2 separate regions of the Homo sapiens genome follow, and region 2 is linked to region 1. A link is an interaction called in ENCODE POLR2A ChIA-PET data of the cell type or tissue named here. Cell type or tissue: MCF 10A. All regions are shown on one strand.

What was found. Peaks named below come from ENCODE experiments on the same cell type or tissue, not always from the same donor. Only the 100,000 strongest peaks of a DNase experiment are listed, where the experiment ranks them.
Region 2: POLR2A ChIA-PET joins it to region 1 with 23 read pairs; 2 of 35 experiments call an interaction of 5 or more read pairs at or near these places.

What each region holds. Positions count from the first base shown.
Region 1 is chr9:107,733,402-107,741,401 of GRCh38, forward strand. It overlaps LOC124902242 (a long non-coding RNA gene), which reads right to left and starts at 1,081. Exons shown (of 2, transcript XR_007061719.1): 1 at 1,004-1,081; 2 at 1-413. LOC105376208 (a long non-coding RNA gene) reads left to right here and starts at 1,398. Exons shown (of 7, transcript XR_930229.2): 1 at 1,398-1,491. RefSeq lists enhancers at 4,793-5,294, 5,295-5,794, 5,924-6,424. In MCF 10A, no CTCF peak of the experiment used is centred here; DNase peaks (open chromatin) are centred at 1,390, 4,820, 5,140, 6,490 and 2 weaker places.
Region 2 is chr9:108,044,834-108,052,833 of GRCh38, forward strand. It overlaps LOC105376214 (a long non-coding RNA gene), which reads right to left. Exons shown (of 6, transcript XR_007061722.1): 6 at 1-5,044. Among named protein-coding and RNA genes, the nearest start is that of KLF4, 560 kb to the left of the region's middle. RefSeq lists an enhancer at 7,548-8,000. In MCF 10A, no CTCF peak of the experiment used is centred here; a DNase peak (open chromatin) is centred at 4,558.

The sequences.
Region 1 (8,000 bases):
GTGAAACCACCACCACCATTTACCAGCGTCACTCCTAAGCCTGGACTGTGGCTCTGTGCTCTTCATAATTTGAAATCAGAGCTTCTGAGCAGGCGCCCTTTCTCTGGCAAAGGTGATCTCTGTTTTTATTTAGGTTCAGAGAGGGGTTTCTCTTCACCCCTTTGGAAGTTTTCAGTTGGCAACTGTGACTTCCGGGAGAGAAGTTGCAGGCAGTGGATGATTGGAAAATACCCAGTCGTAGAAGAGGCCAGATGCAAAGATGTTGATGACCTGTGGGTTTCAAGGGCAGGAACTCCTTGTTCTGCATGGTGACTGGTGTCACGTGTGTCCAGCTCAGGCCTGCTGACGGAGCCCGCTGCTCATACCATCTTGAGTTGAACAGACTGGACCAGAGGCCACTGGAAGCACAGCTCCTAAAAAATACCAACAGTGATTTTTGGCTTTTTCCCAGCAACCAGGGAATCAGATTGGAGCTAGGTCAGGGTTGTGAGCACCCATTGCTCTCCTGCACATTGTCCTTCCTTTTGGGGTTTTGGAATACACATGGATATATTTAACTAGATATATTACATATATTTTAAAGATATATACTTAGCGTATATATTTAACATAGATATTTCTAGAATATGCATATTCTGAATATATGAAACATCTAAGCTTGACATTATTTGTACATAAAGTAAGTATAATATTTACATTTATCACTTTAAATTTTATACATAGAATGGTTATTTCTCAAGATATCTATATATCTATGTATTTCCAGCTCCTAAATATATTTATATATCTTTATATCTAAATACAGCGAAGATGGTTCATATAAATAGATATATACACACGTACACACACACTGTATATATATGTATATATGTATATATATGTATATATATATTTCTCCTTTTCCAGCTTTTCCAGTTACCTGCACACACACACACAGATACACACACACAGACGCACATAAGCATCTCGTATATAGAGTTTCCTCTTTCTTAAGCTGCCATACCTCAGCAGTCATTGGACACCCCCACATGGCTGTCAGGGCCAGCAAAGCTGTATCCCCTTGGAGAGGCAGAAGAAATTCACAGTCCCCTTGTAAAATCTCTCACTTGCCTTGCACTTAGGGGATGTCAAAAGTGTTCTCTCTCTGCCAGCTCCTCACTTTCCATACCCCCTTGAATCTCACATATTTACCACCTTGTTTTTTCCTTCTTTTTTTCTTTACAATTTTTCAACAGGGCCTTTATTTTCATCAAACGAGCATTTTAATGCGTAGTTCAAGAGAAATTCAGTCCGTATGTTTCAGATTCATTTACAGTTAAATCATCAGTAGTTTTGCAATCACAATTTGGCAGCCAGGAGATCTTGGAGGCTTTTTTTTTTTTTTTTTTTAGGCCCTTTGACTTGGAGTCAAGATGTGCTGTACAGTTTGGTGCTGAGTGCTCTGGACGCCCCAGCAGGGCCGGAGAAAATCTGCAGAGGCAGCAGCAACTGGTAGGTGGAGCAGGGGTTTGGGCCTGCGGACTGTGCTTGCTTCTTTACCATGTGCTCAGAGGCCACTTATCTGAAATGAACTGTGCATTGTCACCCTGGGCTCGGCTTCTCCATCTATAGACTAGGGTGTTACCTACACTTATGAACGTCTTTGTGCTTCATTCCTTTTATCTTGAAAATAGGCATAACAGTAATAGGCTATGAAGGATGCATAAGCTATTCAGGGAAAATGCTTAGTATTTGGCCTTGTAAGAGTTCTATACGGCTGGGCACGGTGGCTCACACCTGTAATCCCAGCACTTTGGGAGGCCAAGGTGGGGAGGATTGTTCGAGCACAGGAGTTTGAGACAGCCTGGGGAACATCGTGAGACTCCCATCTCTATAAAAAATAAAAAAATTAGCTAAGCATGCTGGCATGCACCTGTGGTCCCAGCTACTTGGGAGGCTGAGGTAGGAGGATCTCTTGAGCCCAGAAAGTAGAGGCTGTAGTGAGACCTGTTTGCACCACTGCACTCCAGCCGGGATGACAGAGCAAGACCCTGTCACAAAAAAGAAAACAAAAAAGAGTTCAATAACTCAATGACGGTTACTATTGTTCACATTCCTGCCAGTTGGGTAGAAAATTGCCAATATTGAGGACACCTTGTATGTGCCAGGTGCTGTACTGGCTGCTTTTAACTCAGTTCTAATGAGAATCCCACCTTGTCTCCTACCTCTGCCTCTTACCTTGCTGAGTGTCTTTTCTTCTCTGCATGATTCGCTCTTCTCTTGACTTTCTTGACTGGCTGCAAGTTCACAGGGCTCTGTTGCAGGTCTCCTCTTTTCTGTATCCATACACTCTCCTTAGGCAGATGCATCTTTTTCTATAGATTTAACAACTTCTATGCTGTATTTTCATCCTCAACTTCTTCCCTGAGGTTAGGCCCATACATTCATATTCACTTGGATGTTGCCAGGGGCCTTTAACTCAATAGACCCAAAGCAACATGCTTGACCTCTCTGTTGTCCTCCCCACCTCCTCTGTCTCCAACAAATGGTCCTGTGTGCTTGATTCCTTGCCCTGGCTAATGCTATCACCACCCACCTAGTTACCTAATCCTGGGCACCCATCTTGATGACTCTTTCTGTTTAACCACCAGTCTAATAAATGACCAAGTCCTGTTGATTTTATGGATTTCAGGCTTTTTGAATTTGCTCCTTCCTCCCAGTTTCTGCAGTTCAGCAACTCAGGCTCTGGCAGTTCTCCTAATGGCAGCAGCAACAGCCCTTCTCTTACCTCCTGGCTTCCAGCATTGCCCCCTTGGAAGTGTGTCTTCCACTTGCGGCTGGGTGAGCTTCTGAGACAGGTCAGAATTTGCTTCTGGCTGCAAACTGTCTAAAGAATTAACAACCAAACTCCTAACTTTCACATTGAATGCTTGCTGCTGCCTATCCTTAAGTTACTGACCCACCCTCATCCTTGGTCTCATCTCCTGCCGTTAATTAAAACATAACAGTCTGGTAATCCCTGGGTGGGTCCTGAAGCCACTTTCTGAATGATTGTACTGGGGTGACATTCCAGATCTATTTGCTGTTTTATAAACTCAGGACATTGGGGAGATAATGGAGTAAGGGTGCCTCACTGTGCTACCTCCAGCAGACGCACATCATGCCTGCCTGCCAAGCAGAGCTCTGCAGACCAACTGCAACCCAGCTTCTGCAAGGGACCACAGATGCTGGTTCTCATTGGCAGTGCAAGTCAAAGGAAGTATGATGGTACTCTCTGGGTATAAGCTGTGGCACTTCAGGATTTGTTGAAGGGCAGGAGCTGGCTCTGGGTGGCTGAGGCAGGCCTTTTGACCTGCTCTTCCCTCATCACTAGGACTGGAGCAGAAGAGAAGCATCCTTGAGTCTCAGCAGAGCTCGTGGGTAGTCAGTAGGGTGGCTGTGAATTTGTAGTGGGAGGCTGACCTGCAGAGATGGATATCAGCTCTCTGCTTTCTTTCAGCCAGGACCAGGCACCCCACTCTGCTCACTCCATATTTTTATGCCAAGAGGAGAGAGATTGAGATGGACTATGGTCAAGTGCCTTCAATGAGCCTAGCTTCATGACAATGGCACGTGAGTGTAACCAGAACCCAGAATATTCTCATAGAAAGTGGTGGTGGCCTGGCTGACATGGTGGTGCGTGGCTGTAATCCCAGCACTTTGAGGGGCTGAGGCAGGAGGATCCCTTGAGCTCAGAAGTTTGAGAGCAGCCTGGGCAACATAGCAAAACCCCATTTCTACAAAAATTAAAAAATAACTGAGAATGGTGGTGCATGGCTGCAGTCCTAGCTACTCAGGAGGCTGAGGTGGGAGGATTGCTTGGGCCCAGGAGGTTGAGGCTATAGTGATCTGAGATCATGCCACTGTACTCCAGCCTGGGCAACAGAGCAAGACTCTGCCAAAAAAAAAAAAAAAAGAAAAGAAAAGAAAAGAAAGAAAAGGAAGAAAGGAAGGAAGGAAGGAAAAGAGAGAAGAATGTGGTGGCCCATGTCACCTGCTTCAGAATGTAGAACAAAATAGGATCAGAGTTTCTGACTGCTGCAAAGCTCCTCTGCAATTTGTTCTAGCAGATGCGCCCAGGACAGTCATACATGTTAGTGGACCAGGGAAAACCAAGCTGGGTGGACAGGAAAGCCCTGGAGCGAAAAAACCTGAATGTCTTTTTCTGTCTCCAGTGGCGGTTGGCTTGCTCTGGTCGCCCACTCAGCTTTTCCCCTGGACTCCAGAGGCCTGGTACATGCATATCTCCAAGAGAGTATAAACCAAGTAAAACTGATGTCTGTGTAAACTACTGAGGAATCATGGAGAGGGAGAGATGAATTCTACCCGGGGTGGGGCAAGGATTGGCAAAGAAAGGGACATTTATATTGGGTTACGGAAGAGGAATAGGAGTTTTATGGGCAGAAAATAGGGAAAAGCATTCACTGCAAAGACAAAAACCTGTGAAAAATCGTATTTAAAAGCTAGTAAAGGGGCTCACCCTAAGGGAAGAGTGGGGAAGATGAAGCTAGAAGGAGCCCCGCAGGGTGAAGGGCCAGAAGTTATGGGGGCTGAGAAGACTGGGCACTCTCCTTATCATGCCAAGAGGTGCTAGACTAGTGGGGTAAATTTTCCTGCAGCAGTTTCAAGTTGACTCGAACCCTGGCCTTTTCACCCTGGGCCCTATGCCCTTTTATTTTCTGTCTTCCTCCCGCCCTCAGAGTAATTTCAAATAGGTCTCATTTAAGTGAGTAAACATCTCCAATTCAGGCACCCTTCCAAGAAAACGAAAAACACAAAACAAAACAGAAACCTGGGGATTTTACTACTTGGAGCGTGGAGGGAAGAGGCATGCCCAGGCAGGAACCTAGCTCCAGACAGCTTGGGTGGGACAAGAGGGCTGATCAGAGATGCTGGGATTCCCACTTGGGAGACCAGCCCCAGGGATCTCCTTGCATTGCTTCTCTTTTTCAGGGGAAAAGAAATCTCAGAGCAAATATTTGTCATGAAAAGGAAATTTTGGCCGGCCTCAGAAATCACAGATAATTAAGAGATATGATTTATCATTCGTGATGTTTCCCCGTCATGGCCAGGGTATGAGTAAGTGTTTTTCAAGCTGCTTGGCCTTAAACTCAGCGGCGGCTGCTGGGGAAGGCTCTTCTCGCACGTCAGGGGCCTTGCTCTGTCGTCGTTGGGACACAGGCAGGGGCTGGGCAGAGGCTGGGCAGAGGCCTCTCAGTAACAGTTCCCTGGACCGTGAGCCCTGCCTGCCGAGGGAGGATGGCCTGGCAGAACGGAGGGAACGCTGGCTTTGAAGCAAGGCAGACCTAGGTGGGATTCCTTCCTCTGTCATGGCCTCCAGCAACTTCCTTAGCTTCTCTGAGCCTGTTTCCCCCTTTGTGGAGTTAACACAGAGGTTCTCAAATGAAGCAATTTTGCCTGCCACCCCAAGGGACACTTAGCAATGTCTGGAGACATTTTTGGTTGTCACACTAGGAGTAAGGGTACTGGTGGTATCTGGTGGGTTGGGGCCAGGGATGCTGCCACATGTCCTGCAATGCACAGCACAGCCCTCCACAATAGGGACCTGTCGGCTTCGATTGTCACTAGGGCTGAGGTTGAGAAAGCCTGAGTCAAAGCAATGACACAGACCTCAGAGTTGTTGAGAAGATCAAGTGAGATCATCTATCTGTACTGCCTGACACAGAGTGAGCCCCAGATAAATGGGATAAATGGAAGTTTAAAAAGTGGCTGCTAAAGTCATTTCTCCAAAAGGTTATAAGGCCACCAGTCTGGGGTAGTTCTGAAGGAGAGATGCCAGCCGGGAAGAGAAGAAGGCTAACCAGACCTACCCTCTCTAAAGATTCTCCCTCCCACCCTCCCTTTCTTCCTTCTTTTCCTTCCTCCTCCTTCAAATGTTTACTGAGCACCTATTAGCAGCTAGAAATGGGATATAGTAGGGAATAGAACAAAAAGATTGCTGTCCTCATAGAACTTTCATCCTAGTGAATTTCCCACAAATGAATAATATACATTATGATATGCCAAATGGCAAAACAAAATTTTTTTTAATCCTATAAAAAAATAAAGCATGATAAGGGGCATAAACAGGAGTGCTGGGGTGTATGTGTGTAATCGCAGTAGGTGGGAGCAGGCCTTTGAGCAGAGGACTGGAGGACATGCAGGCGGGAGTCCACCAGAGTCAGCGTCCTATTCAGATCCCGGAGCTCCGCTCCTTGTCCAGAGGGCAGCTCCCAGCCCTTCTCAGATGGCCGGGCTGCTCTTGGCCGGGGTTGAGCGGTCCTGCGCCAGCTCCTTCAGTGTGGAGGCTTTCAGGGAGCACGGGGGAGATCAGCTCTGCCTGTCGGCCCGCCCTGAGCTGACCACAAGGGTGTTTGCAAAGGAAGGGTGGGGGGTTTCGCCGATTAGGGTCCATGTGCTCAGGCCCTGGCTTGAAGGAAGCCTGGCTGGGTGCCCAGGGGGTGAGTTGCTGGCTCTTGGTCTGCCTGAAGGGGCCTGGGGCTATTTGTACTCCACCCCAGGTCCTGGCAGCTGACTCAGGGCTGCCTGCCATGGCAGAGGCAAGGCCAGCTTCCAACTTCAGGAGGAGTGTGTCTGCAAGTGGGACCTTTGCCATGGTGGGTGGGGGAGTGAGAACATTAAAAAAAAAAAAGAAAAGATGCCACCTGTAACTACCTTCTTCTCGGGTCCTCAGGGCTTTTCCCCACTGTGCCTCCTTGAATGCCTGGGAGAGATAGTAAGGAAGTAGGATCGACAGGACTGGGTGTCTGTAGGGTGAAGAGATGCAGGGTCTTGAAGCCAGAGAGATGGGGGAGGTCAAAAGTCTTTCCACTTTATCATCACTTGTTTCCATTTAGCAAAAGTCTTTGCTGAGCAGTCCCCGCATGGCCAGCACTGGACTAGACAATGGCATCTGTCTTGTTCCCAGCGGCACCCTACATGCCTAGCACAGAGCTCTACGGATAGTGGGGGTGCAATGAGTACTTGGGGAATAAATATTTGGGGCATGTGGATTATCTGGAAGAGAAAAGACAAATGGCAGGCCACCATCGTCTGGGTCACCTGGGTTGGGTAGCTAAAATTACACATAAGATGAGAGTTTGGAGAGGTGGCTCAGAGAGGAGAGGCAGGGCTGAGGCAGGTGGAGAGAGATCTGGAGGCAGGTCTAGGAAGCGGTGAGGGTGCCTTTCCCTGGAGCCATTGCAACTGATGGTTAGGCCAGGGATTTAGGGCAGAGCCATCACCAAAATGAGGAGACAGGGGGAAGACATGAAGGCTTTCAGAATAGGGAGTGAATGAAGACAAAAGGACTGTTCCTGGCTCCACGCCTCTGCTCATAGTGTTTGCCTTGCTTAGGGATCCCGCCCATCTCCACTCTGCCAATTCCTGGATTCATGCAGTCTCAAGCTTTGGAGGAATCTTTTTTTTTTTTTTTTTTTTTTTAAGACAGAGTCTCACTTTGTAGCCCCATGCTGGAGTGCAGTGGGGTGATCTTGGCTCACTGCAACCTCCGCCTCCCAGGTTCAAGTGAGTCTCAAGTCTCAGCCTCCCAAGAAGCTGGGATTACAGGTGCCCGCCACCATATCTGGCTAATTTTTTAATTTTTTTAGTACAGACAGGGTTTCACCATGTTGGCCAGGCTGGTCTCAAACCTTTGAAGGAATCTTAAAGGTTACCAGGTCCGTCCTCAGCAGCATCCCCTCCAGTTGCTTCTCCACCATCCCCTGGGGTCTGTTGTTCAGAATATGCTTGACATCTCTAGGGATGGGGTGCCCTCTGCCACCCCACATTGCGGAACAGAGATTGCAAAATGTTGACCTGAGGCCATATCTGTCTTTCAGACAGGACTTGTTTAGTTTTCTATGTGTTTAAACAATTTAAACATTATTCTCCAGTATTTAAAAATCAGATTTTACACCCAGAAATATAAATGATTTCTGGCTTATCTTGACATGGAAAGATCTGGCCACACTGGATCCACA
Region 2 (8,000 bases), 310 kb after region 1:
AAAAAAGCCTTAGCGTGATGGCAGAGTTCTGTGTTTGTGAATGGAAACATTTTCATTTTACATCTCAGTGAATAGCTGTGGATTTAAAAATAGAGTATACTCTTCCATTTTTCAGGTGCCATGGAAGTATCCTGGGTCTTTGTATGCAGCCTAGAAAGGAGGTGAGTGTTCCCTCCCACTCTATCTTACAAAAGTTGCACCTCAGTCGTAGGGAGCAAATTCCTGTCTTCTAGCTATACAATTCTCATGCTAACCTTAGAAAGTTTTTAATCATTATCCCATTTTTAGATAAGAAAATGAATATCCGAAGAGACTAAGTACCTGGTCTGAGTAACTGGATGTTATCTCAAGTTAACCTCCTTTCTCATGGCTGAACAATTATACTGTGCTGCCTTACATTAAAAAAAAAAAAAAAGCTATTCCTTACTAAGGGACTACTTTATGTAATGCACAGGGCTAGATGCTATATATATATGTATGTATATAAAATTTCAAGGAAGTCCTTCCTATTATAATAATCATTTCATCTTATGATAAAGTAGAAGATGGAGAATTATTTGGTAGTTGTTAGACCCAGTGTTTAGTCCCAGTTCTGCCACTAGCTTTGTACATTAGTTTCTTCATCTGTGACCTGAGAATAACAAAATTTGCCTTTTGATATTATCATGAGTACTGAGTGAAGTATTAGAAATAGCAGGATCTTGTTAACTGTAAAAAGATGTGCACACATGGACCCTGCCTTTTACTGAGACTGCAATCTATACTGGTCGTCTCAACCAAGCGTCTCTCTTCAGCAGTTACTAAGATACTGAGGTATACATTACAACGCAGAGGGGACCAGGATACCACGAGGTGGACACTAGCCTTGGAAACTGATTATTTATATTTGTGTGTAGTCTCCTTGAAGCAGAGGTTAGGTCAGACATAGCTCTTCTGGGTCTGGCAAAGTCAACTGGAAACCGCTAATGGCCAATCATCCTATAAGATTGCTTCTTTCCAGTCCTCTGCATTCAGGGAAGCCAAACAAACAAGGCACTTTCATCACCACTCCAAGGAATCTATCTTTGACAGCTTCCAGACAGCAGACATATTGGAATATATAGTCCATCCATAGAACCCAGAAGGTGATCTCCCAGTAGAGATCAAGCCATCTCAAGAAAAGTCCAGAAAAACTCCCTGAGCAGATGTCTGCCCTCAGGATAACATTGAGGCAGATGTTTGTGCTCTGAGGTCACTGCATGGTATTGGCTACATCCAGAGTTGCTCAGGACAAGCTGTTTGTTAATCCAGGCTAGTAAATGAGGGGGTGTCTAAGGTATTTGTTAAAGAGTCACCGAAGTCACCCTCATTGGGCCAAAGCTTGGTAGAACCCAGGAAGTAGCCAGATTATGCCAAAGGCAATGGGGATTTCAGGAAAAAAGTTCAAAGAAAATCACTGAGATTTAACAATAGATTTCTTTTTCCATCAATATTGGGAAAGTGTGCCTGGTGAAGAAGGCATTGGGGGACCCAATAAGTACCATGAAGGTTACAGACATCTTTTACTCTTTCTTTGCTTATTCTGTACTCCAAGACTTGACAATGCCTTGTATATACTTGGTACTCAATAAATGTTAGTTGGCAATTGAGCGAATGAGTATTTGGGCAGTAAGTGGGATGGTCCCAGTTGTTGTATGTAAATCTCTGTACAACTTAACAGTTGCTTGCTTATGGAGAAATAAATTTTGCACTAACCCCCAATTTTTTTCTCATGAGGACTCACAATGCCAGATACAAAGAAGGAACCGATTTAGGTTGTTCTAGACTCAAGGGTTCTGGGTTCCAGTTTCAGCCTTAGAGCTATTCTGAATCTTCACCTGTCTACTTGCATGAAATAGAGAAATCATGTAGTCAGTTTTCTTATCTGAAAATTTAAAGTGGTATTTCTTACCTCATGAGGCTTTTTTTTTTCATAATTCCGTGAAAAAATGTGTATGCTCTGCCAGTACAGTTTGTGTAGGGTTGCAATTAGGAATAAGAGAAACATGCTTTGGCATCAGAATGTGTTCAGATCCTGGGTCTACCACATAGAAGCTGACTGTTCTTAGGCTAGTCACTTAAAAATTCTCTCAGTCTCCTATTCTACATCTCTAATAAAAGGATAGTAATAATACCCACTCCATTGAGTTGAGGGGATAATGATTGCAAAGTGTTTATACTGTCCAGAATATAGTAAGTGCTTATTATTTTTAGAAAGAGGAAGCAATTTCTCATTTGGATATCAGATTTTGATAAGATAAAGATGCTTACTATTCCTTAAAGATTTTTCTTCTTCTTTTAAAAAATAAACTTAAGAACATAGTGAATCCACAACATGGAGTTTCACTATTAAAGTCAGCATTTCAAATTTTCCTTTTGCTTCCTTTGGAATGGAACACACCAAAAACATGAAAAGACTTTATAAACTGCATAACATCTTCTGCTCTTTCCCAGGTCTTCGGGATATAATTCAATTTCATGATGCAATTAAGAAAGAAGTCTAAACCAAAGGACACTTACCGCACTGCAGCAACATGTGGCTATTTATCTAGCGTGATTTCACAGAGAATTTTTAGGTCATCCAGGGTTTCTGTGCCTGTAGTTTTTCATCTCTCAAAATGGGATTCCTGACTCATAGTGTGGGGCGAGGCTGAAAATGCATGGTATATATGGAAATGCTTTCTAACTGGAAGGTGACTAAGGACACAGGTACTGTGGTGTGGTCCTCAGAGCAAATCCTTTGTGCTTCTTTCTTTTTTATTATACTTTAAGTTCTGGGGTACATGTGCAGAACGTCCAGTTTTTGTTACATAGGTATGCATGTATAGGTATGCGTGTGTCATGGTGGTTTGCTGTAACCATCAACCTGTCATCTACATTAGGTATTTCTCTTAATGCTATCCCTCCCCTAGCCCCCCACCCCCTGACAGGCCCCAGTGTGTGATGTTCCACTCCCTGTGTCCATGTGTTCTCATTGTTCAACTCCCACTTATGAGTGAGAATATGCAGTGTTTGTTTGGTTTTCTGTCCTTGTGTTAGTTTAGTGAGAATGATGGTTTCCAGCTTCATCCATGTCCCTGCAAAGGACATGAACTCATTATTTTTTATGGCTGCATAGTATTCCATGGTGTATATGTGCCACACTTTCTTTATCCAGTCTATCATTGATGGGCATTTGGGTTGGTTCCAAGTCTTTGCTATTGTGAATAGTGCTGCAATAAACATACGTGTGTATGTGTCTTTATAGTAGGATGATTTATGATCCTTTGGGTATATACCCAGTAATGGGATTGCTGGGTCAAATGGTATTTCTAGTTCTAGATCCTTGAGGAATCACCACACTGTCTTCCACAATGGTTGAACTAATTTACACTCCCACCTTTTGGGTCCCTGGTGGTTGAAACACCTTGTAAGCATCCTCCTCTTTCCTGCTTAACGAATCAGCCTCAGGTGTCAGGAAGCTTATGATTTCTTTTTCTGCCCTGATCTCTGCCCCTCTGAAATTGCAGCATTTTCATGATCTTCTTCCTTTCACAACTGCCATCTTCTTGTTCTGATACCAAGAGGCTGCTCATAGAAATTTTGAAAGTCAAAATTCTCAGTTACATATTCCTGCTGCTTTGTAAACTTAACAACTGACTGATGGCATCCCATAGGAAAGACTGCTCTTGCAAGCAACTGGCTCAACAACCTCCTCTCATCATTTTTCTCTTGCTTTCTGTGAAGACCTAGGGAGTTTGAATGAATCCCTTGTTTAGGGCTTGGGGAGGACAGCCCAGCTGGAGGGCCCACAGGGCTCAAAACCCAGCAGATTCATCAAGCCAGGCTCCCTAGAGGCAAGCCTAGGTCCAAATACCTGGTTGTCTATGTTGTACTCTCTTGTTTTTCCAAATGCTGCTCTATGTCTAACTTTATTTTCAGAACATTGTGAGATAGGAATAATTTCCTGTTTTTCCAAATTAGAAACTCAAGGCTCAGAGAGGTTCAGTAACCTCTCTGAAATCACACAGGTAAGTGACAGAGCTGAAATTCAAGTGCAAATCTGCCTGACACCTAACCCCACATTCTTTTCCCCAATAACAAAGGACCTTCAGACAGTGAGGACAGTGAGAATTAAGATAAATTTACAGGCTGAATCCCAAAAATATTTTGCTTTGATAGTAAATAAATTTTCCAAATGAAAACAAAGTATTAATGAATAATAATATCTAAAACAAAGTATTAATGAATAATAATATCTTAAAGAATTTTGAATGCTGGGAATGTTGGTGATAGCGTTAACAAAAATCAGCAGTTGCATCAGCTGGGCAGTTTTCCTCCAGAATATTATAGTCTCAAACAGCCAGAGGTTATTTCTGATTACATCAGCAGCCAGGCAGATCCAGTTTAGGAATCTCGAAACCACATATGTGACTCACACGTCATTGTTATAACAGTAGGAAACACATTAACTCTGCTTTAACAAGCGTTCATTGAAAAGTCGGGTTTCCAGAAACCAGTTTCTTGGTGTACTTGGAGCACATAATCTAAGCCTTTTTCCTGATGACAGTGTCCTTGCGTGAGGCTGTACATTATGGGACCTGACAGCTTAACAAGACAATATCTGCTTTTACAAACTCCGTGTCCTAGCACATTCCATTGAAGTTATAGCAGGTGACTAATGAGTATTTCACCACCATGATATTTTGAGTTGCAAGCTATAGGGACTATCATTTGACTGAACAATACCTTAAAAATGTTTGCAAACATTGTAATAACAAAATATTTCTGTTGAAGTCATAGAAAAGAGTTCCTTCGGTCTAGCTCAGAACTGTCAATAATGCTGGTCTGTTACAGACATTTTTGAATGATGGAAGATGGCACTTACGGTTTTCCAAATACATGAAGTTGATTCTTTTTTTAAGCTGTATATGCTTAAAATGAGAATTTTTTCATAGTTGGATGACCAATGTGGGGGTCTCAAATACTTATCCTCTGGTGTTGGCGTGGAAGTTGAAGACCCAAAGCATAGTCTAGAAAATGGAAACTGCAGGGGTCAGAAATTATTACACTTAGATTCAGCCAAACTTGGTTTCCATGTCACATCCTACTTCTCTCCTGGCTACTTGATCTAGGAAAAGTCACTGACCTTCTCTGTACCTTAGCTTTCATGGGAAAATAATGATACTTTACAGGAGAATGTGTGAGGATTAAAATAAGGTGATAGGTAGAAGGTTCCCAGTACATAGTAAGTGCTCGAAAATATAGTCTCATTCATTCGTTTGTCTCCATGGGAGCAGTGGACAACCAGATAGATAAACAGAGAAACAAGTTCTGAAGGCAAGAGACGAGGGCTGATAGAGAATGTGGAAGAGGAAATTTGGTAGAACCTGAGTTACTGAAGGGGAAAGAGGAAGGACCCAGGAGCCCAGTCTTACTGAATGCCTACCACTGTGTGCCAGAGATTAGAAGGGGTGTCAGAGGAAACAGGATAAACTCTTTTAAACAGACATGAGAGTCCAACTTGTGTGGGCTGGTTTGACTTAAGAGTGATGTTCCCTGGGGTTTTCTCTTGCCTGCCTTTTTAGGTGTTACAGGGAGAAGGTGAAAGGAACATATGCTTTTGTTTACTCCAGGGAGGAAAAAAAGCGAGAGAAAATAAACAGGACCTAATGCTGGGCCATTAAAACTTGGATAAAATTGAAATGGCAATGTCTTGAGATTTCCTTGCCATGTTATAGGTTCCTGGGCATAAAATGATGGAGCACCAGGGGTCTTGTAGTTATTAGTAGAAAATTAAATGCAAGCACACCCACAAAGATAAAGACCTGATTTGATAGTCCTATAGATTTTGGATTGTTTACTGTAAAGGGAAGTAAGAGCAGCTTTATTTGGGTTTGGATTTGTGTTTGCAGAGGAGTTTTATGTGGGTGATTTTGCATATAATATCTACCTTCCAAGAGATGCCATCATCTGCAGAACGGAGAGACGTGCTCCAGACTTGCTTATAAAAATCTTTATCATCTTTTGGGAGGTGATTGATTTGACTAGTCTTGATGGGCAGCTGGATAGAAAATTCTAGTGGAGGGGATGTGACCAAGCTCATATGCCGACAGAGGCGCAGCAAACAAGACTTTGCAGCAGCCACTATAAAGTGGCTTCAAGAATTTACTTGAACAGTGTCCATCGAAATGTGAATGTATACCAAACAGCCAGTGTGGACTTAGACTGGAGGACTTAGACTGGATTATGCACTGGGGTGTGGCATGAGGCAGAACCTTCCCAGTCCCACCCTACCCCAGAGTTTATTAAAAGATTGTTGACTGTTTCTTACTATACAGATACCAAGTAAGTTATGTTAGAAGTACATCACGTCTGGGCCAATAAAACCCATTGTTTGGGGATGACACAAGTGAATGAGTGGACATGTTGATGCTCTGGCCAGATCCTCTCAGATCCCTTTTACATTTCTGTGTATCCCTTCCCTGGCTTCTGGGTGCCTTTGTATCTAACAGGCAGTGCCCTTGGACTACTAGAGCCACTTTGCCCAGGAGCTCAGAGAGCTGGAAGCACCCGAGTTTGCAACCTGCTGGAGTGGCCCATGCCAGTGATGGACTGTAATAAAGAATATGAACCCTTAGCCACCTTGCCTCGAGTCTGAATGAACTCTAAGGTGTAATTTCCTCTCTATAGACTCCCTGTGGGATCAGACTGAGGCTGCACACTGACTGACTGAGATTGTACCTTGCTTGATGTCTTCCCCTTTCCTTTCCTGCTTCCTGAGCTCCTCTGCTAGGCCGTCCTGGGAACTCTCCCCTAATAAATCACTTGCACTTGAATTATCATCTCGAGGGCTTCTCAGGAAACTGACCAAAGGCAGTGCATTAATCCAAATGCTTCATATTGAAATGGGGTGTGTGTGTGTGTGCGCGCGTGTGTGCAACTTCATTATTCTGAGCCTCCTTCCATGGCATGAAGGGGGCTTGTTGGATAAGGAGACCTTAGTTCCCTCTGAAGGGATAAAGTTGATTCTTTCCATCCCCATGAGGGGAGCAAAGCAGGGATCCCTAGGATGGGTTGCAGCCTGTCAATGTTAAGACCATCCACAGCCCTGCTAGGTGCCATGAAGAAGATGGTGCTCTTTTAACTCAACTCATCATGAATCAAGGGAGAGGGAGAGAGTGTGGGAGCCGGCAGCCTGCTGTTGCTTAGGGTTGGGGAATGCAAAGTGTCCTGCGACCTCTATAGCAGCTACTGTTTCAAGCCTTGGCAGCTGGAGGTGGTTATTACAAGTGGCCACCTTCACGAATGTGGAGAATACACACATTTTCCCTGAGAATTCCTAGGAAATAATGGGGACATGACATTCTGCTATTTTTCAAGAGATGGCTATCAATTCAATATTCATTTAGACCACATTACCACACATTTCTAATAACCCAAAAAAATAAATAAATAGATGCAGGCTTATTATTAGGCTGGGCTGCCTCCAGGGATTGGAGACTCGCCATCAGTGGAAACATCCAAAGAGGGATGGGATGGGAGGGGCTCTTGTGAGGCACCTTGTAGCTGGGATTCCAACATCAACTGAGTGAGAGGGAATAACCTAGGTGATCCTTTCAACTCCCAGGAATCAGCAATTCCATAACTAAGGAGAGCATGAGCATGGCAGGGACACTGTGGCATTTGCTGCTTTTCCCCACAAGGGAATACGCATCATCATTTACCACATTCCTCATAACTCCTCCTCCTGAGTCCCTGCTAAGGAGTGACAGGGATTTAAGCTGGATAAGACAAAGGTTCCGAATCCTACAACTCAGCAGGAAGGCAGAAGAAAACAATTCCCTCTTTCATCAGGAGCTGGGGTTTCGTCAGTTGCCTGGTCTACCCGGCTTTTATTGCACAGGGTTGGGGATCATTGGAGGTTTGGGACACATCGCAGGCAGGCTTGGCCCTGCCATGTCTTCACTCCAGGCAGACATCTATTACCCCATCTTCCCCTC